Linked DNA regions of Homo sapiens: regions 1, 3, 4, 5 and 6 are each linked to region 2. A link is a contact called in ENCODE Hi-C or POLR2A ChIA-PET data. All regions are on one chromosome and are shown on one strand. Each heading gives the region's core, a stretch centred on a gene start or an enhancer-like site at or near the end of the contact. The rest is flanking DNA. Distances are from core to core; before and after follow the strand shown. Region 1 holds the start of TXNDC16 (thioredoxin domain containing 16). Region 2 holds the start of PPM1A (protein phosphatase, Mg2+/Mn2+ dependent 1A). Region 3 holds the start of CGRRF1 (cell growth regulator with ring finger domain 1). Region 4 holds the start of GPHN (gephyrin). Region 5 holds the start of EIF2S1 (eukaryotic translation initiation factor 2 subunit alpha). Region 6 holds the start of DDHD1 (DDHD domain containing 1).

What was found. A loop is a pair of places that touch in the nucleus more often than their neighbours do. ChIA-PET counts read pairs that join two places held with the same protein, here RNA polymerase II (POLR2A). Pooled maps may share reads with other maps.
Region 1: a map of CD8-positive, alpha-beta T cell shows a loop between it and region 2 (20-fold over the local background). The contact joins the promoter of TXNDC16 here to the promoter of PPM1A in region 2. A Hi-C loop is called at or near these places in 3 of 168 maps with a recorded cell type or tissue (CD8-positive, alpha-beta T cell, ascending aorta and naive thymus-derived CD4-positive, alpha-beta T cell) and 10 of 50 pooled maps.
Region 3: a pooled map shows a loop between it and region 2 (18-fold over the local background). The contact joins the promoter of CGRRF1 here to the promoter of PPM1A in region 2. A Hi-C loop is called at or near these places in 5 of 50 pooled maps. POLR2A ChIA-PET finds 5 or more read pairs at or near these places in 2 of 52 experiments (K562 and OCI-LY7).
Region 4: a map of CD4-positive, alpha-beta memory T cell shows a loop between it and region 2 (24-fold over the local background). The contact joins the promoter of GPHN here to the promoter of PPM1A in region 2. A Hi-C loop is called at or near these places in 2 of 168 maps with a recorded cell type or tissue (CD4-positive, alpha-beta memory T cell and naive thymus-derived CD4-positive, alpha-beta T cell) and 10 of 50 pooled maps.
Region 5: a map of naive thymus-derived CD4-positive, alpha-beta T cell shows a loop between it and region 2 (20-fold over the local background). The contact joins the promoter of EIF2S1 here to the promoter of PPM1A in region 2. A Hi-C loop is called at or near these places in 1 of 168 maps with a recorded cell type or tissue (naive thymus-derived CD4-positive, alpha-beta T cell) and 4 of 50 pooled maps. POLR2A ChIA-PET finds 5 or more read pairs at or near these places in 1 of 52 experiments (CD4-positive, alpha-beta T cell).
Region 6: a map of CD8-positive, alpha-beta T cell shows a loop between it and region 2 (20-fold over the local background). The contact joins the promoter of DDHD1 here to the promoter of PPM1A in region 2. A Hi-C loop is called at or near these places in 2 of 168 maps with a recorded cell type or tissue (CD8-positive, alpha-beta T cell and naive thymus-derived CD4-positive, alpha-beta T cell) and 5 of 50 pooled maps. POLR2A ChIA-PET finds 5 or more read pairs at or near these places in 2 of 52 experiments (CD4-positive, alpha-beta T cell and naive thymus-derived CD4-positive, alpha-beta T cell).

What each region holds. Positions count from the first base shown.
Region 1 is chr14:52,551,255-52,554,735 of GRCh38, reverse strand. It overlaps TXNDC16 (thioredoxin domain containing 16), which reads left to right and starts at 2,231. Exons shown (of 21, transcript NM_020784.3): 1 at 2,231-2,420. It overlaps GPR137C (G protein-coupled receptor 137C), which reads right to left and starts at 1,900. Exons shown (of 7, transcript NM_001099652.2): 1 at 1,145-1,900. The coding sequence starts at 1,588. RefSeq lists silencers at 1,431-1,630, 1,641-1,710.
Region 2 is chr14:60,246,806-60,250,662 of GRCh38, reverse strand. It overlaps PPM1A (protein phosphatase, Mg2+/Mn2+ dependent 1A), which reads right to left and starts at 1,442. Exons shown (of 6, transcript NM_021003.5): 1 at 986-1,442. RefSeq lists silencers at 459-1,198, 1,399-1,498 and enhancers at 1,599-1,948, 2,009-2,058, 1,368-2,096, 2,639-2,888.
Region 3 is chr14:54,507,890-54,511,590 of GRCh38, reverse strand. It overlaps CGRRF1 (cell growth regulator with ring finger domain 1), which reads right to left and starts at 1,685. Exons shown (of 6, transcript NM_006568.3): 1 at 1,528-1,685. The coding sequence starts at 1,631. RefSeq lists an enhancer at 1,205-1,434 and silencers at 1,610-1,795, 1,595-2,024.
Region 4 is chr14:66,506,864-66,510,355 of GRCh38, reverse strand. GPHN (gephyrin) reads right to left here and starts at 2,209. Exons shown (of 23, transcript NM_020806.5): 1 at 1,765-2,209. The coding sequence starts at 1,828. RefSeq lists enhancers at 925-974, 1,225-1,384 and silencers at 1,475-1,624, 1,975-2,164.
Region 5 is chr14:67,358,332-67,362,333 of GRCh38, reverse strand. It overlaps EIF2S1 (eukaryotic translation initiation factor 2 subunit alpha), which reads right to left and starts at 2,006. Exons shown (of 8, transcript NM_004094.5): 1 at 1,878-2,006. It overlaps ATP6V1D (ATPase H+ transporting V1 subunit D), which reads left to right and starts at 2,530. Exons shown (of 9, transcript NM_015994.4): 1 at 2,530-2,676. The coding sequence starts at 2,636. It also overlaps a transcript of GPHN not described here. RefSeq lists enhancers at 1,751-2,550, 2,571-2,790, 2,633-3,419.
Region 6 is chr14:53,151,232-53,154,692 of GRCh38, reverse strand. It overlaps DDHD1 (DDHD domain containing 1), which reads left to right and starts at 1,370. Exons shown (of 13, transcript NM_001160148.2): 1 at 1,370-2,432. The coding sequence starts at 1,595. DDHD1-DT (DDHD1 divergent transcript) reads right to left here and starts at 1,339. Exons shown (of 3, transcript NR_110062.1): 1 at 962-1,339. RefSeq lists a silencer at 1,195-1,524 and enhancers at 2,345-2,544, 2,565-2,614.

The DNA of each region.
Region 1 (3,481 bases), core at 982-3,481, 7.7 Mb after region 2:
ATACGTCATTTTTTTTTTTTTTACTTTTGCTTGGAACTACATTAATTCCATCACCTCCAAAAAAGCCTTTGAGAGGATTAGCTGCATAGGCCAATATTATTCTATATTAGTCTGTATTAAGCATATGATGTCACCTTGCTTCCTCCCCTCCTCAAGCTTTTCTTTTGGTGGGAAGGAGGACTTTTTTGGGGGAAAGTCTTAAAATATTATGGCTTAAATACCACAAGCTGACACACATGATTGACAACCTTACACTCCCAAACCTGTTTGAAATGGGTCAAATACCTAAGCGCTGCAGAACAATGCAATCCAACCAGCAATTCCCCATAAAAGAGAAAGGGGGTGTGATTAGGTTCCAGATATTAAGCAAGTTATTGCAAAAACAGTTTGGTGGTTTTGTTTCTGCAATAGGCACAGGTTAAGCTAGTATTTTTTTCTCTTAATTAGCTCCAAAAAAGACTATGCTAATAGGAGGTAGGATAAACCGCTAAAGCACGAAGCAACTGGGGCAAACATTAAGGGCTTTATGGAGGTCCTTATCCTGATCCTCAGCATTGGTTATTGATCATCAACCCTGCTGGGGAACTATCGAACGAAATTTATGTGAGGCTTATCGAGCCACAGGAAAGGAGATGCAGGAGGGAATATAAGCTTCTAATAAAAGAAACGCAGCAACAATAGCAGAGGAACAGCTCTGCCTGGTGACGTAATGGCTGGCAGCAGTCCAGCTTCAGCAGAGCTGCTGCTACCTCAGCATCCAACCTCCCTCAACACAGTCCGGCTTCGGCAGAGCCACCGGGGCTGCTACTTCTTGCGATGCCACTTTGTTGGTGCCACCAACGCCTTACCTCGGAGGGCCAGAACACCGAACAAAGGGTTCGTTCCGTTGCTGTTTTAAGTTGTCAGACACACACACTCACTCACTCACCCCCTAGCCCGAACCCCTCAGTAATCAAGCCAATCAGCCACTTAAGTTTAAGGCGAAAACACTGGCTCACACTCCAGGTGTGCCTCAGTTTCCCCAGGCTGGTTTCCAGTCCGCCTCTCGCTGCCCACCCCCCGCCCCCGCTGGTCCTCAGCGGGAGTTGATCCCGGCGGCCCCGCGCACCCGCCCGGGCCCCGCATGCCGGCCCTCCCGCCTTACCTCCGCCAGGTAGAGGTTGAGGAGACAGAGCGTGGAGAACTGGAGACAGGAGGGGAAGCAGTAGAGCAGCCAGTGGGGGAAGAAGTGCAGGTGAGCGGGCGGCCGGAGCAAGGGCAGGGAGCCGCTGAGCGAGAAGGCGGCGGAGAAGAGGGTGGTCCTGAGCGCTGCCCACAGGAGACAGAGGAAGAGGCAGAGGCTCTGGTAACTCAGCCGCCGCTCGCGGTACAGGAGCAGCCGCCACAGCTGCAGGTAGGCAAAGGCGAACAGCGCGGCGTAGAGCAGGGCGTGCAGGACGCTCAGCGCCAACTGCACGGAGCCCGGCACCGCGGCGCCTGAGGCTGCAGCGACGGCGCCTCCGCCTCCGCTGCCCCCGCCGGGCGTGGAGGGCTCGCGGCCGGCTGCGGGGGCGGCAGCGGCCGCCGGACCCGGCACGGACACCCTCATGAGGGGGCTGGGGGCCGGGCGAGCGAGCGCGGGAAGGAAGGGGCTGGACTCGGAGCCGCCGTCGAAGGGGAGAAGGACTGCCCCCTTACCCCCCACCCACCCCAGCCTCTAACCCCAGGAAGCGCCGTGACGGGACCCGGAGTCCAGCGCAAAGCAGCCGCGGCTCCCCCGGACCCCGCCTCCTCTTTCCCCCCACCCCCCGGGGGTCTCGGCTCCTCCTGCTGCGGCTCGGCTCCGTAGCTGCAAAAAACAACTCTCGGCTGGAGACAATCAGCTGAGAAACCCGAGCATTTGAGGCGCTCGCTCCGCACTGTGGGCTCGCGCCGATTGGCCCAGGCAGGCACGCCCCCTGAGCGCCGCGCTCGGAAGGCCACGGGCCGCAGGACCCGTCGCTCGAGGGCCCCGAGATCTGATTGGGCGCGTAATTTCCCTACTTTCTCCCGCCCCTGTACTTCCCACCCACGCTGCTGATTGGCCCTGCTACTGCACCGCCCGTTCGCGCCGGCGGGAGGACTCTGTAATCGTCTGTCACTCTCGCTCCGCCCACCACGTTTCCCATTGGTTAGAGAGTGCCTCGCGTAGGGAGCACGAGGAGAAGGAGGAGCTTCGCAGGTTGTTTTTTCCCAGGAGGCCGACTCCGCCGAGTCGGTGGCGGCTGCAGGCTGGGAGGGAGAAGTGCTACGCCTTTGCAGGTTGGCGAAGTGGTTCCAGGCTACCCGGCTAGTCTGGCACGGCCCCGTCTTCTGCCTCCTCCTCCGTCGCGTGGCGGCGGGAACTGTTGGCCGCGCGGCCTCGGGAACGGCCCAGGTCCCCGCCCGCAGGTCCCGGGCAGGTAGGTGACAGCGCTGGCCCTTCAGGCTGTGGGCTCTGCCTGCAGACCCGGGGATTCAGACGAAGCAGCTTTCTGTAGCCAGGGCTGCACTGCACAGCTCCGGAGTCTGACTTAAGACACCCGTCTCTGGGGCACCGAAGGGCCTCACCTGGAGCCTCCTGAGGGCATTTTGCTTTCTCTTTTCGCTGCATGAACGGCGGGAAACACCGGAGCCCTTTGTGGGTCGAGGGGATGGAAAGGGGCGACGGGGAGAATCGGAGCTCTTAAGTGAAAGACCCTTTCCTCCCAAGGCCAAGGGAAATGTCTCTTAAGGAAGAGTAGTAGTAGTATCAGATGGATGTTGAAGCGATCTGTGAGCAGGGGGAAGCTGGTTCTTTCAAACGTAGAATTTGGGAAGATGCTCTGGGCTTAAGTTTTGGGAAAAAGGCAGAAACAGACTTGTAAGTATGATGATTGCCTGGAGAGGAAGTAGAATATTCTGTACTGTTTAAATTCCACATGTATCGAAGCCTTGGACCTGTGTATGGTAGATGGTGGCGCTATTCCTGGGCCTGAGAGAGAAAATACATGCTGTGTTACTGCTGTGAAGAACCGAGGAATAATCAGATCGACTAACGTATATTGGGCCGGCACATAGTTGTTGACTTTTTTTTTTCCTATTTGGAAATAAGATTAGCAAGTAGTGCAAAATTAAAAGGAAATAATTTGTTTTCTTTAGAATACACAGCACATTACGAATTCAGTATCCTTGTGAAAGACATTGCTACGTTTATTGGAGCAACAAAGACCCAGCTTTTCTTACCTCACCATCCTTTGTCCTATGCTTTTTTTTTTTTTTTTCCTTTTTTTCATGCAGGGTCTCGCTCTGTCGCCCAGGCTGTAGTGACAGTTCACTACAAACCTCCACCTCCTGGGCACAAGCAGTCCTCCCACCTCAGCCTCCCAAGTAGCTGGGACTACAGGCACTGGAGCCACCATGCCCGGCTGATTTTTTTTTTTTTTTTGGTAGAGACGAGGTTTCACTATATTGTCCAGGCTGGCCTTTGTCATATGCTTTGCCC
Region 2 (3,857 bases), core at 193-2,692:
AAATGATACCTATCTCTCATACTCTTCCAACCACTTCTTAAAACACATTCAGCTCATTATTCCAATGAGCAGGAAACTTGCGGGGAGGTGGGGCTAGCACACAGATCCCATGGCTTGGACAACTGAAGCATGACTTTTGTGGATTTGTACCATGTGGTGTTTCAGGAGAGAAGAAAAATACCTCAGGTGATGAAATTTTCAAAACGTATCTAAAACTGCAGTTGGTAGAAGGCTCTCCACAGCCAGCTGTCTTTCAAGAAAAGGCTCCAAGTTTATTTAAAATCTACAAGCAGAACAGAACCATACCTCAACCAAGCTCTAACATCAAGAAGTTTTACCCGATTTACGTAGTTAAAAGGATAAGAAATCGGAATTTACTTCAATGGATTTGTTCGATGCCTTAATAATGAATGAACTAGAGGCATCACTCACTGACTTGAGTTCTGAAGGAGTCTCTCAGCCCTGCCCCCTGTAAAACCTTAAGCAATTTCTACAGAATTAGGTTTTTCGAGGCTAAGCCCGGTTCAAAGGAAGTCTCCCCGCCTCCCTCCCAGGGGCTGAAGCCCAGGACAGCCGGGGCGGCGCGCCCGAGCGGGTGGGGGCGCGGGGACGCCCCCTCCCCGCTCGGGAAAAGTTCTGCAGGCCGCTCTCCGGCCAGGCCGGCCTGCGGCCGTCGCCTGCTTCGCCGCCACAAACACCCATCTCGGCCGCGGACGGCCAGAGGGTCGCGCCCCCTCCCCGCGCCACCGCAACTAACACCCCGCCCCCGCCTCCCCGCCACCGCCCTCGCCGAGCGTTAACCCCTCGCCGTCCGCCGCCCGGCTCGGGGGAGGAGGCCGGCCAGGGGGTGGAGTTGTCGCGTCTCCTCCCGGGAGCGCCCGGGCAGACGCCCGGCTTGTTTACAGGCCCCAGGCCTGCCCGCCGCCGCCGCCGCGCAGGCCCGCACCGCCCGCCAGCCCGCCGTCGGCCCGAGCGCCGCACTTACCCGGAGCAGCCGCAGGCGGGCAGGTCCCTGGTCGGCCGAGGCGGCGGCGGCGGCAGCCGGGGAGGGGGTCACCGCGGCGGCGACGGCGGCAGCCGGGGGAGGGGTCACCGCTGCAGCGGCGGGCCAGGTCAGGCTGGGGAAGGGGCGGAGGAGGGGAGGAGCCGGGCTGCGTCCGGGCCCCCGGCTGTCGGCGCCCTCGCGGCTCAGATCATCCGGGCGTTGGAGAGGGAGGCAGAGAGCGGGTCCCGGAGAAGGAGGAGGAAGAGCCGAGGACTCATCGCTTTCGCGCCTCAGCTGTCTAGAGTCCCCCCACCCCCCCCTCCCCAACCACCCGTTCCGGAGCAACAGCCGCCTGAGGACCCGAAGCTGCGGGCCGGACGAGCGCCGAGACCACTGCTCTCTAGCTCCCGCGCGCGCTCCCGTCCCTAGCGCCGCCACCGCCGCCGCCGCCGCCTCTAGCGCGGCCCCGCGCAGGCGCGCTCACGACCGCGTCGCCCCTCCCCCACCCCTCCGCTCGCCCCGCCCCGCTGGCTCCGCCGCCGCTACAGCTGCGGCGCGGCGCGCAGCTACAGAGACCCGGATGTCGTTGGGCAGGAACTGCGGTGAGGGCTGGCGGGCGGGGGAGGGGCCGCCACAGATGACGTCACTGCCTTACCCAGCTTCTTTCTCTGCCGCTGCTGCTGCCGCCGCCTTTGCCTTACGGCCTGGAGCACCAGGCCGAAGCCGAAGGGAGCGTCCGGATCCCGGATAGCAGCCAGGACCCGGGCCTTCACGTTCCGGCGCCAGGGACTGGACAGAATGTGCGGCTATTAGGTGCCCAGTAGATCGACAGCCCCTCCGTGCCGGCCCTTGGCCAAGTAGGGACTCGGAAGCTACCCCTACGGCGTCCGCGCCCGGAGCCCTGGCTCTTCTACCTGCCTGCAGATACAAACCCCACTCCCTGCGAAGATGGTGTACACGCAGCCCCGAGCACAGACCCGAAGCTGTCCACCCTTCTTGGGCGCCGTCGCGGTCTGGCCGCTGCCCTTCGAACCCATGGTGGGTCCCAGGCAGCTGCCAGACCCCCCTACCCCAGAGTCCCACTCCTCCAGAGCCTTCCTCTCCCAGTGACCCCAGGAAGCCCAAGCAGGTGCCACGGCCACACACCTCGCGACCCAAAGGGCAGAGACACAAGCACGCTACCACCGCCCACCAATGTGCGAGTGCAACTGATTCACGCACGGGGCACATGCTCTGAGTTTCTGGCAGGTTTTCCCTCTATAGTTCAGGGGATTCCACATTGTATTTATTTGCACATGTTAGATAATCACGTGGTTCTGTCCCAGGGGACCTCCAACGACCTCCAATGAGGTAGGTTAAGGGAACAGGATTTTTCAAAATCAGGAGAATAATCAGAAACATAACAGCTGCTTCTATTAAGAGGTAGAGATGAGCTAAAGTTAATAGAAACTGCACGTGCCAGCGGCCAAAATCCAGTTTAGCTAGCTGGAAAACCCGACCCACGCTGCTTGCAGACGCCGGGGATAGAATGACAAACCCTAGGCAGCCAATGAATCGCAGCCTAGGAGCAGTACATCACCAGCACGGGTTCCCATTGGCTGGGGTGCCCTTCCCTCTCTTGTCAGCGGCTTAACCAGTTCACGAATTTGACCTACACCACATTCGCAGGAAAAGAAGTTAGAAGAAAAGTCCGTATTTTTAAAAGATGTTCTGATGCACACACAAACCAAAGACTTCATTGTAGAAGGCAGGTTCTTTTACTGGCCAAATTGAGTTCTGGCCAGTAAAAAAGGTAAATTTATGTTGAAGGCCTCTCTATTTTACTTGAGGAGCTCACTATAGCAATTTGCACCCTACTACTTTCTATCTCCTAAACCATTTTGTTGCCCCAACTCTTAGATCAAAAGCAACCTATTTATTCTTTCTGGCATTCAGCAAATATTTAGCTGCTGCTTTTAAAGTTGTAAAAAGCCATCTCTAATTTTCTCAACATGACTTTGGGGAAGGTTCTGTTTCCTTCACTTTTTTTTTTTTTTTTTTTTTTTTTTTTGAGACAGAGTCTCGCTCTTTCATCCAGGCTAGTACAGTGGCACAATCTCGGCTCACTGCAAGCTCCGCCTCCCGGGTTCATGCCATTCTCCTGCCTCAGCCTCCCGAGTAGCTGGGACTACAGGCGCCTGCCACCACGCCTGGCTAATTTTTTTGTATTTTTAGTTCAGACAGGGTTTCACCGTGTTGGCCAGGATGGTCTCGGTTTCCTGACCTCGTGATCCACCCTCCTCGGCCTCCCAAAGTGCTGGGATTACAGTCGTGAGCCACTGTTCCCGGCCAGAATTCCTTAGAAGATGATCGTGGATCATTTCCACATATACAAAATAAAAATAAAATTCACTATGCATTTGGTCTCAGTATCATCTGAGGATACATTTCCTAATTCTCCACATATCTCCCCGACCCCCCAAAAAAAGAAATTAGATCAGAGATCTTTGAAACGCTACCTTCTTGGAATCCTTAATACTCCAGGCAAGTAACAGCATGAGTAGCATGCTGGTGGACTCATTAACATTCTGAACTACAAAAGCTCATATGGCAACCATTTAGAGTGCTCTTAAAAGACAAATTTTCTTATTTATAAGCAGAAGCTGGGTCACTAGTGACGGTAGTGGACCATAGAAAACTTGAAATGCCTGCCTATCTTTCTGCTTCCTTCCTTTAGGCTTCCACACCTTTCTTCTCTCTGTTCTGCACTTGGAGAATCTGGGTCAATTGTAGAAGAAGAGGGAGAGAAATAGAAAATATGAACAGAAAGAAATTTTTAAGGAGTCTACGCATTGTACAGACTGCCGATAAAGCAGCACCTTCCTACTATTTA
Region 3 (3,701 bases), core at 436-2,935, 5.7 Mb after region 2:
CCTATTTAAAATAAAAATTAAAGCACATAAGGCAATTATCAACTAGTTACTATTTTCCTTAGTGGAGGAAAATTATGCTTCATTAAGAGAATAACACTAACATTATAGTCATTTAAAAATCTTGTGTTAAGACTGCTTTTCTCACATGGGCAACACCTTCCTCATTCCAATTACAAACTTTTGTGTAATGAACATTAGCAATAAAATCTGATGGGTCAAGAATAACCAATTGTGTAAGATTGGTCTTTGTTTTCCAATCTTACCCCCACAAATAAGGAATTTGTATTTCCAATCCTCACCCACATACAAGGCAAGGAATTCTATGCTCTATTGCTGGTAGGGTGAGGAGCAGTGTGGACAGGTTAAAACTTTTGTCACTTCCTAAAGATGGCATATATTTTCAGAAACCGACAAGGGCCCGTGTTCTTTAAGGCAATCACATATATGTGACCAAAGGCTATTTTAAAACTCGTTTTACGTAGCCTTCTTTATTCACTAACATGTTCTCTGCCCCTATGCTCATGCTGTCTTCTCTGAGATGCTTTTTCTTCCCTACTATATACATTTAACTCCATTTATTTTTCAAAATGCTCATTCTCCAAAATCCAGCTCATGTCCCTCTTCAACAGAGTCCCCTCTGACCTCTTCAGACCATGGCTGTTATCCACTTAGAACTGCTGTTTGATCTTTTTGTAACTATTATCATCTCAAAGGGATTTTGGAGGCTGCAGCCTAGAAAAACTGTTGTGGGCTAGTTACACGGTTTCAACTCGTTATTTACAAGGCTTGTCTAAACATGATACAATAGCATCTCCTCAAGAGAGAAATTGAACCTCTAGGCTAGAAGAATTGCTCAGCGGTTATCTAACAGACCATTCTCCTTGTCTCCAATAGGCAACTGTCCTACCCTCGGTGTTACATATTTCTAAGGTCTCTTCCAGCTCTAAAATTATGATTTTACAATTCTATCGACTAAATATTACTTCAAAAGGTGTGGAATGTATACAGAAACCATTAAATTCTCAAACGGTAACAGTTCAGTTACAAGTTACTCTGAAAGATCTGAGGCTAAGGGCTCCATTCAGGTCAGAATCACAACTGTTAACCTCGCTTACTGTCCAGTCTGTGCACTGTAGCACAGGTGACTAACTCATCCAGGACACACAGTAGGCCCGAATCCGGGACAGAAGCCTACTAGAGAAGCACTTTCTCCCAACACCAAGCCCAAGCCCAAGCCCTTCCTGGCTGCTTTATCGCCTAGAAACAAAGCTGAGTAAAACACCCCAATGCGGTACCACCCCAAGATGCCCCAGCGACACGGACCAAACGGTGATGCAGGGCAGTGACGCAGGTGCAGCGTCCACCTTGTTTTCCTCCCAGAGAAAGTCGGAGTTCTAGGCACCCGGGGACACCGAATCCCCGACGTCCTCCGGCCCGCGGCCCTCCGGCTCCGGTGCCCCCTGCTGCTCGTCGCGACCCCACTCTGGCGGTATCCGCCCCTTCGTCTCTCACCCCTGGGACACTTACCATCCCAATACCAGGCCGGTGGTCACGATGAAGCAGGTAAAGACCACCGCGATGTAGAAAAGCGGCGAGTATTCATAAAGCGTTACCAGAAACACCGCAGCCATCAGGGTCTTGCTCTGGGTAGAGCCCGGCTCCAGCCGCGGAGCCCAGCCCAGCCCGGCTGAGCCCCGCCCGCCCGGCCAGGGTAAAAGCCACTACAGTGCCCCGGAGCGGACAAACTTTGTAGGTCCGCACTTGCCTGGGGTTCTCATGAGCTAGACTTTAGGGCAGCCTCGCGGACAGCGGGAGCTGGCGTGCCAATCACGGCGCCCCCTGCCGGACACGCCACGCCCCTCCCGCTCCCGTCCCGAGCTATTGGCTACGCAGACCTGGGATGGGGGGGGCCCGACTCGCACCGCCCCCGACTCCCAGGATTGGTACCCAGCGGGCGTCTTAAGCGCTGTGGCCCAGTGGTCATTGCTGTTCCGCCGGCAAATTCTAAGTAGACTTTGGGGCCAACTCTGTGCCAGCCTTAGGCAATGTAGGTTTTCTGATGTCAGAGAGAGGCGCAGTCTGAAATCTACGTGCATCGTTTCTAAATCCTGAAACCCTGCCTATTATATCTTAGGCAAATTTGGGAGAGGGTGGAGGAGGAGGAGGAGGAGGGCGGGCATCTTGGATTCTACAAAATGAAATAACCATAAGCACAGTGAAAACACAAAAAAAGGAGTCTCTACCACAAGCAATTTATACGAGACTTGTCAGCCTTTTCAGATTGGACTTAATCATAGAGGAAAATCAGCATTGCTTATCCAAGATTCTCTTAGAAATAAAGCATCCGCTTCCTCCCACATCCCCCTCCTTTTCTCCTCTTCTTGTACTCCTCAAATTAGAATTAGCCAAACATTTGAAACTGTATTTGTTTCCACTTTAAGAATAATTTTTAAAAAACTTTTTAAATCACACAGAAGCTTTTTAAAAATTACTGAAAGTAGCTAAATGGTCACTCCCTTGTCTCAACCCTGTGAGTCAGCTCCATCAAGGTGGCCTCCCTGAAAGTCTTTCATAACAGTTCATTGACACCTCGTTGGTTTGCATTTACTCCTAAAGCCACATCTAGCCACATCAGAGAATGGGGATATGTAGTCTTATTATTCGTGAGCAGCAACACACCCTGGTACAAATCAAGAGTTTTGTTACTGAGGAGGAAAGAGAATGGACATTGGGATAGTTAACTAGTAGCCTCTGTCACACTCCTAAATCACCAGTAAAATTCGTGTTGAGAAAGATGAACTAAGTTTGTCCTATGGCCTCACATATTCCTTGGCAAATGAGCACGTAGTCTCTGGAGCAGCACTGTTTGAGAAGCTTGCTTCTACAACACAATTTTTAATTACTATATATCTGATTTGTGAAAATATATACTTTAATCAGCCCTCAACTGTTGGAGAATTTTTCATTGCTATAAATAACACTGCAATGAACATCCCTACAGCTAAAGTATTTCCTTAGGATAAATTACTAGAGGTGGAACTATGGTTTTAAAAAATGTACATTTTAAAGATTTTGTAAAAACACTGCTCTCCAGAAATGTACCAATTTGTATTCCCAGTTTTTCATCCACAGTTTTGCCATCATTTGATATTGTCACTTAACAAAAATATTGGCCAATCTGAAAGGCTCCCTTCTCCAGCAAGCCTTCCTGGATGCTTCCAAACCCTTGGGGAGATGCCTCTCCCAAAGCACCCAGTATGTAACTGTATGGGAGCCCTCTTATTTCTGGTGTGAGCACCTGCTCACTAGTGTATTTAGCCTGCTAGGAACCCAGCTCTCTGAGCACAGGAATGACACATAATTGATGTTTGTGCCACCGGTACCTAGTATATGTCGGGTAGTCATATTACTGAATTAATAAATAAATGAAATAAGCTTTTCTCCATGAGATTACTTGGAAGCACAAAGTATCTATATTAGAGTTTTTTAAAAAAAAGTTTGACTCTCAGATGAACAGGAAGAATGACTGTTCTTTATTATCTATAACTGATCTAGTTTAGCTTGAAACCCCACCCTAGACCCAGCATGGTGGCTCATGCCTGTAATGCCAGCACTTTGGAAGACCAAGGCCAGCACTTTGGGAGACCAAGGCAGGGAGATGGCTTGAGCCCAGGAATTGAGACCAGCGTCAGCGACATAGT
Region 4 (3,492 bases), core at 960-3,459, 6.3 Mb before region 2:
AAAATGTTTCTACGGTTTAACTTTTAAACATCTATGGCCTTTTTTATTTCCACAGACAACTGACATATTTTGGTTTCTCACTACTCTATTATTGTCAAAGAATGGCTGGAATTTAAAGTGCAAGTTGAGGGTAGATAAAAGATATACACTTTGACATCCCACCATCAGATTATTCGAAAATTGGCAATGTCAGCTCCAGGAATTCTGAAATACAACTGAATCTTCACATACCCAAACAGTTTCAGGACCAAAAGAAGAGAACAGCGCACCTTCTGATTTGGGGGTTCCCTTTTCTGCAACTGGTTTAGACTAGTTTCTCTATCCAAGGGTCTTTTAATTAGGAAAATTCAATTAATCACCATCGATATACGGAAAGAATACCAGGGAAAGGCAATCCTTTACTTAAAAGAGAAAAAAGGAGGCTTTGGATATCACCTTTTCATAAAATTCAGCAGCTAAATTAAGCTTTGCACTCAATATCTGCCGGCAGTCTCAGACATTTTTTTTCTACCTAATAATAAAAGCAAGTCTTATTCAATTTAGTCCCTTCTCGAGCACCGTCTCGACCTGTCAGAATTTGACAGTTAAAGAAAAAATTAAAAAAAGAAGTAAGGGAAACACTAGGATTCCCGTCCACACTGCTTCTTTTTCCGAAATCACATCACTGAGTCTTGGATTTCCTTCACTCCAAACTAAGCCCTCAGATTCCAAATATAGTTCTTTAACCCCCGTCTCGCCACTCAATTACACATAAACCTTGCCAATTACAGAACCACAGCAGAAACCCCTACAAATCCGCTTGCTGTTCATCTTGGAAGTCATGCCCTGCAGCAACTGCCGATCGCCGAAGTGACGGATATTAACCAAATTCAGCGCAACGGAATCAGACATGCAGAACACACACGGCTTTCGCGAGGGAGGGAAACGCGACCCGGGAAAAGTGCGCTCCTCACCAGCCTCGGGACGCTCTACCGGGGTGGGGGTTCCCAGAAAGGAGGGGGAGAGGAGCCCGAGTAGGGGAATCCTGCCCTCTCAAGTAAAAAGCTGGATCCCCGGCAGCAGGCTGCAGCCCGTCCTCGCTAAGGAAACGACGAGGCAGACAGAGGGCCTTTTGCGCGGAAAGGCAGAAGGCAGACACTTTCCGAGGTCCGGACGCAAGCCGATCCCCCATCCCCCGAGGGAGGCGAAGGGTGCCCCATGGGTGGCTGAGGGGACGCCCGGCCCGCGAGGGACAACCCGAGGAGGAGCAGTTTCATCTGATTAACACCTGAGTCTCGTCCAGGCAAGCACAGATACTGGCGTGGGGCCGCCCAGGTGGGGGGAAGGGAAGGAGAGGAAGGGGGTGGAGATGGGATTCCCCCCTCTCTCTGAAGAGCACTAGCGGAGGATGCGCCCAGGCCAGCCGAGAGCGGCATGCTTCAGACTGCGGAGCCGGGATCCCGCCGCCTGCACCGACAGCGCGGAGCCCCGCAGCGCCCTCCGCACCGGCCCCTCGGTCCCCGGGGGCCCAGGACTTTGCTTCCGAAGGCGCTGGGGCCTAACATCCCACGGGGTCGACCCCGGCTCCTGGGGCCTGGGGGAGGGGACCCGCGGGAACACCCCCAATCTCCGGCGGTTCTCAGCGGTTGTAAAATGCACCCCCGCGGTTCCCTTCTTCAGCCTTCCCTCCTCCCGAGGCCGCAGAGAAGGGCCACCACAGGCGAAAAGCCTAAGGCAATGCAGGGACAGCAGCCTCATAGGTCCCAGACCTCCTCCCCCGGTTACCTGTAAGGACTCCGACACGGATTTGATGGTCGTGGTTAGTAAGGATCATTCCCTCGGTCGCCATGTTTCCCAGCGCAGTCACCGCACTGACAGGAGCCGGGAGAAACCGGAGCCCGGAGCGCGCGGGCCGGGAGCGCGCTCGCCGAGGAGAGCGCGACAGCTAGGGAGCCAGAGAAGCGCGAGGAGAGCGGGGAAGGAGGGGGAGGCCACAGAGTGCACGGTGGCCTGCGTGGGGGAGAGGCCGCGCCGGGAGTGCGCGGGTCCGCGGGAGGGGAAGGAGTCAGGGCGCGCGGCCCCAAGTCCGGCAAGAAGGAGGCAAGCTTGGGGGGCGCGGTGGCCGCACGGGGAGAGCGCGCGGAGGCGGCAGAACGAGGCCGGAGAGTGTCGGAACGCTCTGCGGAGCGCGAGACCCAAGGCAGCTAGATGGCAGGACTGAGAGGAAAGGATAGCACACGCTCTGGAGGTTGCGGGGGCGGACTCGGGGACAAGGGCGGAGCTACACCCCTAGGCGTGGAACTCGTGGAGAGTGAGGGGAGGAGTGAGAGCTCGGGTGCTGAGTATTGGGAGCGGGAAGGAGCCGGCCCAGCCTGAGTAGGACCGCGGATCGCTCCTGGGCGCGCGAGTAGCACCGGATTGGCTGAGTGAACGCGGAGCGTGTGCGCGCGAGGCACGAACGCAACCTCGGCCGGGCCCCAGACAGAAGCAATCCCCTGCCGAGCCTGACACCTCGTTGGTTGTCCGCGCCTTAGGCTGGCTCTCGCCGGCGGGCCGGCTTTCTACGCGGGGGCAGCGAGGCTGGCTCAGCACCCCGGGCCTCCTCTTGCAACCCTCGGGAATGGCCGGCCGCCCCACTGAAAGCGCTGGGGAACCGAGAGGTGTCTTAGAAAGCTGCATGAGTGGCAGAACGGTGGCTACTATGACAGAGAGGCCGCCGTGGGCGAAGAGGGAGGTATCCTGTCCTGCCTCGTGCTAGCCGCTGGCTTCCTCAGTGGGCTCTCCCTGAAGGAGGATTTCCGCTTCACCTATGCTTTAGGATTCCATCTCCAGTCAGTGCCTGCAAGACGATCCTCACGTGCGAAACTGAGGAGTCTGAGGCAGGGCAGCTGGAGTGGAGATACCTGGCTTCTCTTCCTCCTGCTGTCCCACGGTTTTGTGGCCTTAAGCCTCTTCGCCATGAGCGCTGCTTTTAGATGAAAAGCATCAATCTCCTTAGCGAACGAGAACGTGTTCCACCTGAACCACAGTCCATTGCCGCGGCGATTTTCATTTCAGTATTCGTGGGATGTGAGATTACCATGAAAGTAGCTTTTGTTGCCATTTATTTCCATGTGCCTTTCATGAAACGTGTTATTAATCACCTGTGGCTATTCTACGTTAGTTTCTTACTATCGTTCTGGACCTTTCAACTTCTGAATTTTAAAAAGTTATATGCGTGTGTGTGTGTGTACACACACTCATATGTATATGTTTTCTCTTCTTAGCTGTAGTAACCTGGAGGCATAAAAGTGAAAAGCAAAGTATTAAAAGATGTATATCAGTGTTTATACACAAATTTCAAAGTCACTTTGATAGGTTTTTTTTTGGTTTTGGTTTTGGTTTTTTTTGATCCGGAGTCTCGCTCTGTCGCCAGGCTCCAGTGCAGTGGCGCGATCTCGGCTCACTTGCAACCTCTGCCTCCCAGGTTCAAGCGATTCTCCTGCGTCAGCCTCCCGAGTAGCTGGAACTACA
Region 5 (4,002 bases), core at 757-3,256, 7.1 Mb before region 2:
AAAGACTCTTACCAGGCCAGGCGCAGTGGCTCACACCTGTAATCCCAGCACTTTGGGAGGCCGAGGCGGGTGGATCACTTGAAACCAGGAGTTCGAGGCCAGCCTGGTCAACATGGTGAAACCCCATTTCTACTAAAAATACCAAAATTAGCTGGGTGTGGTGGCAGGCACCTGTAATCCCACTACTATAGTGGCTGAGGCAGGAGAATCCCTTGAACCCAGGGGCAGAGGCTACAGTGAGCTGAGATCGTGCCACTACACTCCAGCCTGGGCAACAGAGACTCTGTCTCAAAAAAAAAAAGAAAAAAGAAAAAAGAAAAAAAAAAAAGACTCTTACCTAAGTAATTAAGTATAGAGTGGGAAACAAACTAGCAAGCAAATAATTACAATACAAAGTACTATGAAAGGGCACAGTGAAGCAATGAACAGGAAAGGTGGAACAGAAATACTAAATTATAATACTTCCTTAAGAACAAATGCTTAATAAGTACTAGCGTAGGAGCTAAACTCAAGTAATCCGACATCAAATCCAGAATGTCTTTAACCCACAGAACCTCAATATCACAACATGCTATAATACTCTTATGTGTTCTGATGTAAAAAGTATCAGCCACCTTTCAAAATATATCAACCAAACTCCAGGCTAATTTCAAATACCCTGCATAGTCAGTTATTTTGCATGACAAATGGTAGGTAGGACTTCTTTCTCAAAACAGTGCATGGTCAAACTGCTATAATGGATATAGAAGTTCACATTCCTTTCCAAAATATATTATGTGATGGGGACAACTCTCGTGATAATTCTAATTTGGATCTAACACGTATTAGGAATGCTCTCTGAATGCTAGTTCTTGGTATAGGAGTGCTACATAAGTAAAGCTTTTATTTCATCATTATAGTTGAAAAAGAAAGTTATCACCGAATCTCTACAAACATTACTGTGCATGAGACAACTACATCTTTTGGCACCAGATGAACTAAGAATAGGTAGCAAAGTTCTGTACAAGTCACCCCCAAACTATTGACAGAGATTGTTCCTTGAATAACAACTCAATTGAGGGGAAATAAAGACTTCTCTGCTATACTTTTTCTCGAAGAAACCATGTTTTTTGCTTAATAAAAATTTAAAAAGCCTAAGTTTTGAGGATAAAGAGACCTCAGCATGACTGTGTATTTAACCCGAAAATATATCCTTATCTTAGGTTTTAGTTATGCTTAACTAACATAGTTAACCTAACATATGCTTAACACAGTTCTATTCTCATTGTCGCCAAAATACGACAAACTGATAGTAACAGTAATAAACTCAAGTCTCATTTAGTTTTGGTTCAAGGGGTGACTCATTCAATTATCAGATGAAAAACTACTCGGACCCCGCTCTTTCCAACACGGTGCCCGTCCCACAGGTTTCTCAGGTAAGAGGCCAGTTTGGTTTCCACTGAGACGCAGGGGAAATTTTTGGTAGAGCTGTTGGGGCGGAAGAAAAGATGGAATTCTCAAGCCTGGAAAAAGCAAAGTGCTCAGCGTCCTGAGCCGGGGTTAAGAGTTACGGTGTCACAGCGTTCTCCTGAGACCGCCCCATCGTCATGGCATTCTCACTTTCGGCATATTGTAGAGGCTGTACAATCCACTCGGCCCACTTTCCTTCACGAGATTCCTCTGCTCGAACAACGATGCCTCTGGAACACAGGATGACCTACACGGAGCCGGCGAGGAGGCCCACGACAGCGCGGGTGGTGGCGGTGCTGTCCAGCCACTTCCCGCGCAGGGACGGGAAAGGGAGGTATTAGCCCGGGGCCTACCCGCTCTCGAACACCCATGTCACTGGACACAAACCAAAGTGAGTTCCTGGAGAAACCGAGCTTGGGATTAGTCACCTGAGGTATGTGTGTGATTCCCGCACTGGAGCCCAGAGCCGACTTCTTCAATCACAGAGACCAGACTTGCTTCCCCCTCACCGGCCGCCGATCCTCCTCAGCGTGCGCTTCGCTCACTCCACCGCGCATGCGGAACCTCCTCGCATGCGCAAGCGCTGAACGAATAGAGGCCCCTCTTCATCATTAACCATAGAGTCTGGGTCCTCCGAGAACAAGGACGAATGTAGATCATGGAAGGACCTGAAAAGTACTGTTTCTCGCTATCTTAGCTTTAGCTAAGTAACCTTCAAGGCGCGAGAAAGACATAGGACTCCGATTCCTTGCCTCTGAAGAATGAATCCTCTTTCAAAGTTTCAGCTAACCATGAGATGGCGCTGTGACCAAAGACGAAAGGTGGAGAAAGACAAGGCGTGCACGCTTCGCTCCTAGTCTTTGGCCTGGCGCGTGCCGCGTATTGCGCAGCCGCAGGGAAGCTGGATGGGGAGGGGTTGGGAGGCGAACCGGAATTGAGGGGTGGTTCCGCGGTGCGCGCGCCTCGACATCCGGGCAACGCCTCTGTTCTGTCCTCCCCCTTCGTCGCCTGTGACAACCGGAAGCGGAAGTGAAAATGGGTGTCCCTGCTGCCTCTTAGCAACAAGAGGGGTCAAGTGACACAACCAGCTGACTCCCGTAGAGGAAGACACTGTGGAGGCCAGTTCTGGAGCTATTGCAGCCTCGGTTGCCCGGCCGGGGACCCGAGCCGAAAAGTTATCGTCAGAATGTCGGGCAAAGACCGAATTGAAATCTTTCCCTCGCGAATGTAAGTAAAGGAATGGGATAAGCCGCTTTCACAGGTTTAGGAACCCGGAGCGCGGTCCCTTCAGACCCTGGGCCACAGTGAGGGTCCTTGTTTCCTGGGAGGATCCTGAGCTTTTCCCAGGTTCTTTTCTTGAGTCTAGGGCGAGGCTTCCTGACGGCCTCTTCGCGCATTCCTCCTGAGTGAATCAGGCTGGACGAAGCGATCCCAGCCGGTAGGAAAAGGCGCCCGGCCGGCGGGCTTTTGTGGAGGTCTGCTGTCTTTATTCATTAATGGATTCATCCATTCCACATACCCTTATTGAGCCGGGCACTGGATTTATATAACTGAACCGTCGCCACCTCTGCCCTACAGAGCTCACAGTTTACGTAGCCAGACATTCGTCTGGAAAGGCCAAGGAGGTTTTAATAAATGCTCTGAGAAGGGAAGTTTACTGAGGATATAGAAGAGGTCCCTAAGCCAAAGTGGGGATGGAATCGAATCGCCCTAGCATAGCCCTCGGATTCGATCTTGGATCCCCTTACTCATTTTCCAAGATCCCGCCAAATGTCACCTGCTGTGAGAGGATATCCCTGTGTTTCTGAGGCACTGCTTTTGCTCTCTCACCGCTGCACCTTGTTCAGACCTGTGTTAATACCGGTCATCACGCTGTAAAGTAGATATTTGTTTATGTGTCTTTCTCTCCCACTAGACTGTGGGCTCTCTCCAGGATGAAAGAGTGTCTTAATCCATAGAAGGTCCACAAAAAAATATTTCTTGAAAGAACTCATGCTTGGGAATACGCTCAGTTGTGGGCTGCCTTTCTTTTGGGGCCTGAATTCTTTGTCAGGAAAATGGCATATCACTGTAGGTGTTTGGCTAGTTTGTAAGGAAAATTTTGACGTTTTCTCAAATGTGCCTAACAACTTGCTCCCTTTCTCCTCCTCATCCTGTTTATTTTTATTTAGTTTGTTGTTTGTTTGTTTTAATAAGAGACAGGGTCTCCCAGGCTGGGGTGCAGTGGTATGATCAGAGCTCACAGCAGCCTCAAACCCCTGGGCTCAAGTGATCCTCCGGCCTCAGCCTCCCTGGCGGCTGAGATTATAGATGGGAGCCACCGCGCCTGGCTTTCCCTTTTTCTTTTCAGTGAGGAAGCAGAAAATCAGTTTTGACCCTGACATTTAGACCCTTTTATTGTGGTCCTATCTCTGTGGGGGTGTTTTGTTGTTTTTCCTCATTCTGTCCTTTGAGAGAATCTGAGGATGCTTAAAATAAAAGTTATATTCAAACCTGAAGCCCAGATTTCTTTCTGCCCGGTGACTAAATAGCTCTTAATGAAATGAAGTTTTT
Region 6 (3,461 bases), core at 121-2,620, 7.1 Mb after region 2:
AGAGGGTCCTGATCTTAGATGCTTTCAGTCAGAGCTGCAGTATACAGTTGGATAGGTTGTTCACTGCACAAGGTTAACCAGCTAAGGGCACTAATTGGGGCAGAAAATCCAGCCTGTATTCTACTTGACAAGCCATCAACTCCAACACCGCTCTGTATCTGCCCACAGGAAGCAATGCCTTTTTTCAAATTCCTACAAAGGCCCTGTACAAACTTCAGATAGTCTTGATTTAAATAATGACAGAGTAATAATGTCTGACAGGTTACATCTCAGGAGCAAGAAAAATTGCCCTACCAATCTGATTCCACCAGAGAGTAAAAGAAATAGTGAAGACTGTCTATTCTTAAAATGAAAACACTGAGGTTGGAGATGGTTTTTCTCTGGATTCTCAACATAGGGTGATGTGCTTACAAAATAATTTTTTTTAAATAAAAAAGACCCACATAAGGGAGCCTCTGTATTCAACTTGATCCCAGAATATGAGTTACAGAATCAGAGATGCATAAAAATCTGGAAGAAACCTTAAAGTTCATAGAATTCCATTGCTAGAAGGAACTTTAGATATCATCTGGTCCAAGAATCTTAATTTTACAGATGAGGAAACCAAAAAGATCAGGAAGATTATGTGATTTGCCTGTGGATGGTTAGCAAAGCTAAATCTAGAACCTGGTTGTTTTCTACCTCTCAATCGAACACTCTTTACCACAGCTGGTTGGACTTGACATCATTATAATCAACTAAGACTGATTGCGCACCCACTGTGTGGGAGAGGCTGACATGGACTTGGTTTCCATCAAGGGCCTAGCAATGAGGTTGAGAAAACAGGAAATCCAAGCATCAAAAGATAAGTAATAATATGAGATGGCATATGAAGCAAGGTTTAGATTCCAGTTTCCCAGTGGGAGTGGTGACACCAAGGTGAGTGATGGGTGTGGGGTGGAGTGCCCTCGTATCCACCCACCTATGCGTCCTGGTTCTGTCTGGAGGCACCAGGGCCAGGTGACAAAACGTCCAGGCGAGGCCGCAGTAGGGCCTAAGGTCAAAAAGAGCAATGCTGAATCCTACATCCTGGGGCCCTCCTAACACGTAGCTTAAGGCTCTGGGCTCATGACCCACATTGTAAGGATGAGTGGGGTAAAGCCTATCCACATCTGGGCTGTGAATTCCAGAAGCGGGGGACCGAGGCAGCTGTGCATGAAGACCGCAAGGAAGGAGGAAGGGAGCCGAGGAGGCCCAAGAGCGGCGGGCGACCTGACACCACCCTGCCCTCCCAGCCAGAGGGGCAGGGGGGAACCCCGCGCGCGGCGCCGGTGCAGCCCGGGCTTCCGGGGCGGCGCACGCGGCCGGGGGGCGGGGCGGGGGCCGAAGCACCGCCTACGTCGGGCTGCGTGACAATGGGGCCGGCGGCAGAACGCAGCTGCGGCGGCTGCGGGTCTCGTGGGGGCGGAGCGGTCGCCGCTGCCGCCGCAGCTCGGGTCGGGATTTGAAAGATTAGAAACTTCGGGTGGAGAGGGCGGCGGCGTTGAATGTGTGGCGGAAGCGCTGGGGGTCACGGCTCCGCGCGCCGCCGGACAGCCGGCGGCGTCTCCACAGCATGAATTACCCGGGCCGCGGGTCCCCACGGAGCCCCGAGCATAACGGCCGAGGCGGCGGCGGCGGCGCCTGGGAGCTGGGCTCAGACGCGAGGCCAGCGTTCGGCGGCGGCGTCTGCTGCTTCGAGCACCTGCCCGGCGGGGACCCGGACGACGGCGACGTGCCCCTGGCCCTGCTGCGCGGGGAACCCGGGCTGCATTTGGCGCCGGGCACCGACGACCACAACCACCACCTCGCGCTGGACCCCTGCCTCAGTGACGAGAACTATGACTTCAGCTCCGCCGAGTCGGGCTCCTCGCTGCGCTACTACAGCGAGGGTGAGAGCGGCGGCGGCGGCAGCTCCTTGTCGCTGCACCCGCCGCAGCAGCCTCCGCTGGTCCCGACGAACTCGGGGGGCGGCGGCGCGACAGGAGGGTCCCCCGGGGAAAGGAAACGTACCCGGCTTGGCGGCCCGGCGGCCCGGCACCGCTATGAGGTAGTGACGGAGCTGGGCCCGGAGGAGGTACGCTGGTTCTACAAGGAGGACAAGAAGACCTGGAAGCCCTTCATCGGCTACGACTCGCTCCGCATCGAGCTCGCCTTCCGGACCCTGCTGCAGACCACGGGTGCCCGGCCCCAGGGCGGGGACCGGGACGGCGACCATGTGTGCTCCCCCACGGGCCCAGCCTCCAGTTCCGGAGAAGATGACGATGAGGACCGCGCCTGCGGCTTCTGCCAGAGTACGACGGGGCACGAGCCGGAGATGGTGGAGCTTGTGAACATCGAGCCTGTGTGCGTGCGGGGCGGCCTCTACGAGGTGGATGTGACCCAAGGAGAGTGCTACCCGGTGTACTGGAACCGTGAGTAGCGGGCCGGGGTTAGGGCAGGACGGGCTGCCCCTGCATGGGCCGATGCGCACCGGTGTGGGTTTGGGACTGGTCGCCGCGAAGAGGGAGGCGCGTGAGGCCTGGCGTTTGGCTGGGGCAGGATGGAGATTGAGCAGGGAGCGTCGGCAGCTGAAGGGTAAACGAGCAGATGGCAAAACCCAAGCTGCCTGGGGTCAGGAGGACTGGATACCTTCGGGGGTAGCGCCTCCTGGGTGAGCCGGGTGCTGCTGCCATCCCCTGGAAGTGATCCAGGACCGGATCCGCAGCCCGAGGTTTAATTTCGTGATCCTACCAGCTTTGTCCACCTGGGGATCTGGTTCTGTCTCATTTACCCTAAACAGCCTATGATTTAAATAGCGGCACGTCTTCTGGAGTAGGAAGGTTTGAGAGGATCTGCTCGAGAATCAACAGCTTAGTTATGGGTTCAGGAAAAGTAAAAGAATCCCTGGAGGGAAAGGAGATAGGTTGTTCCCACTGGGTGTGTTCGGAGAGGTGGAAAGCACTGCGTGAAGCAGCTCTGGCAAGTGGCTCCGCTCCCTCGGTGGAATACTGGATTCTGTCTCTTAGGTCCTCATTTACATATTTTTGTGTTTGCATCTTAACCTTGAAAAATTACCATTTCTATGCCTCGTCTTCCTCATTTGTAAAAGGGGAGAAATTGTACCTACCTCACGGGATTGTTGTGAAAGTAAATTAGAAAATATACTTCAAGGGCTTGGAACTATGGTTGGTACTTACGTGTGATATGAGTGTTAACAGTATTTATTAGACAACAACACAGACGGGTTTATAGTTAGAATAGGAGGAAGGTGACCGTAAATATCTGCCAGTGCATGCAGCAAATATTACGTATGTAATATATAGGAGATATTCAATAGTCACAGAAGTTACTGACCACCAGTATTATAATATGTAATATACACTTTTAATTTTCGTGGGCCCAATGCCCTAACTTAGATGTCTTCATTGATTGTGACAACCTTTAGATCCTCCATACAACAC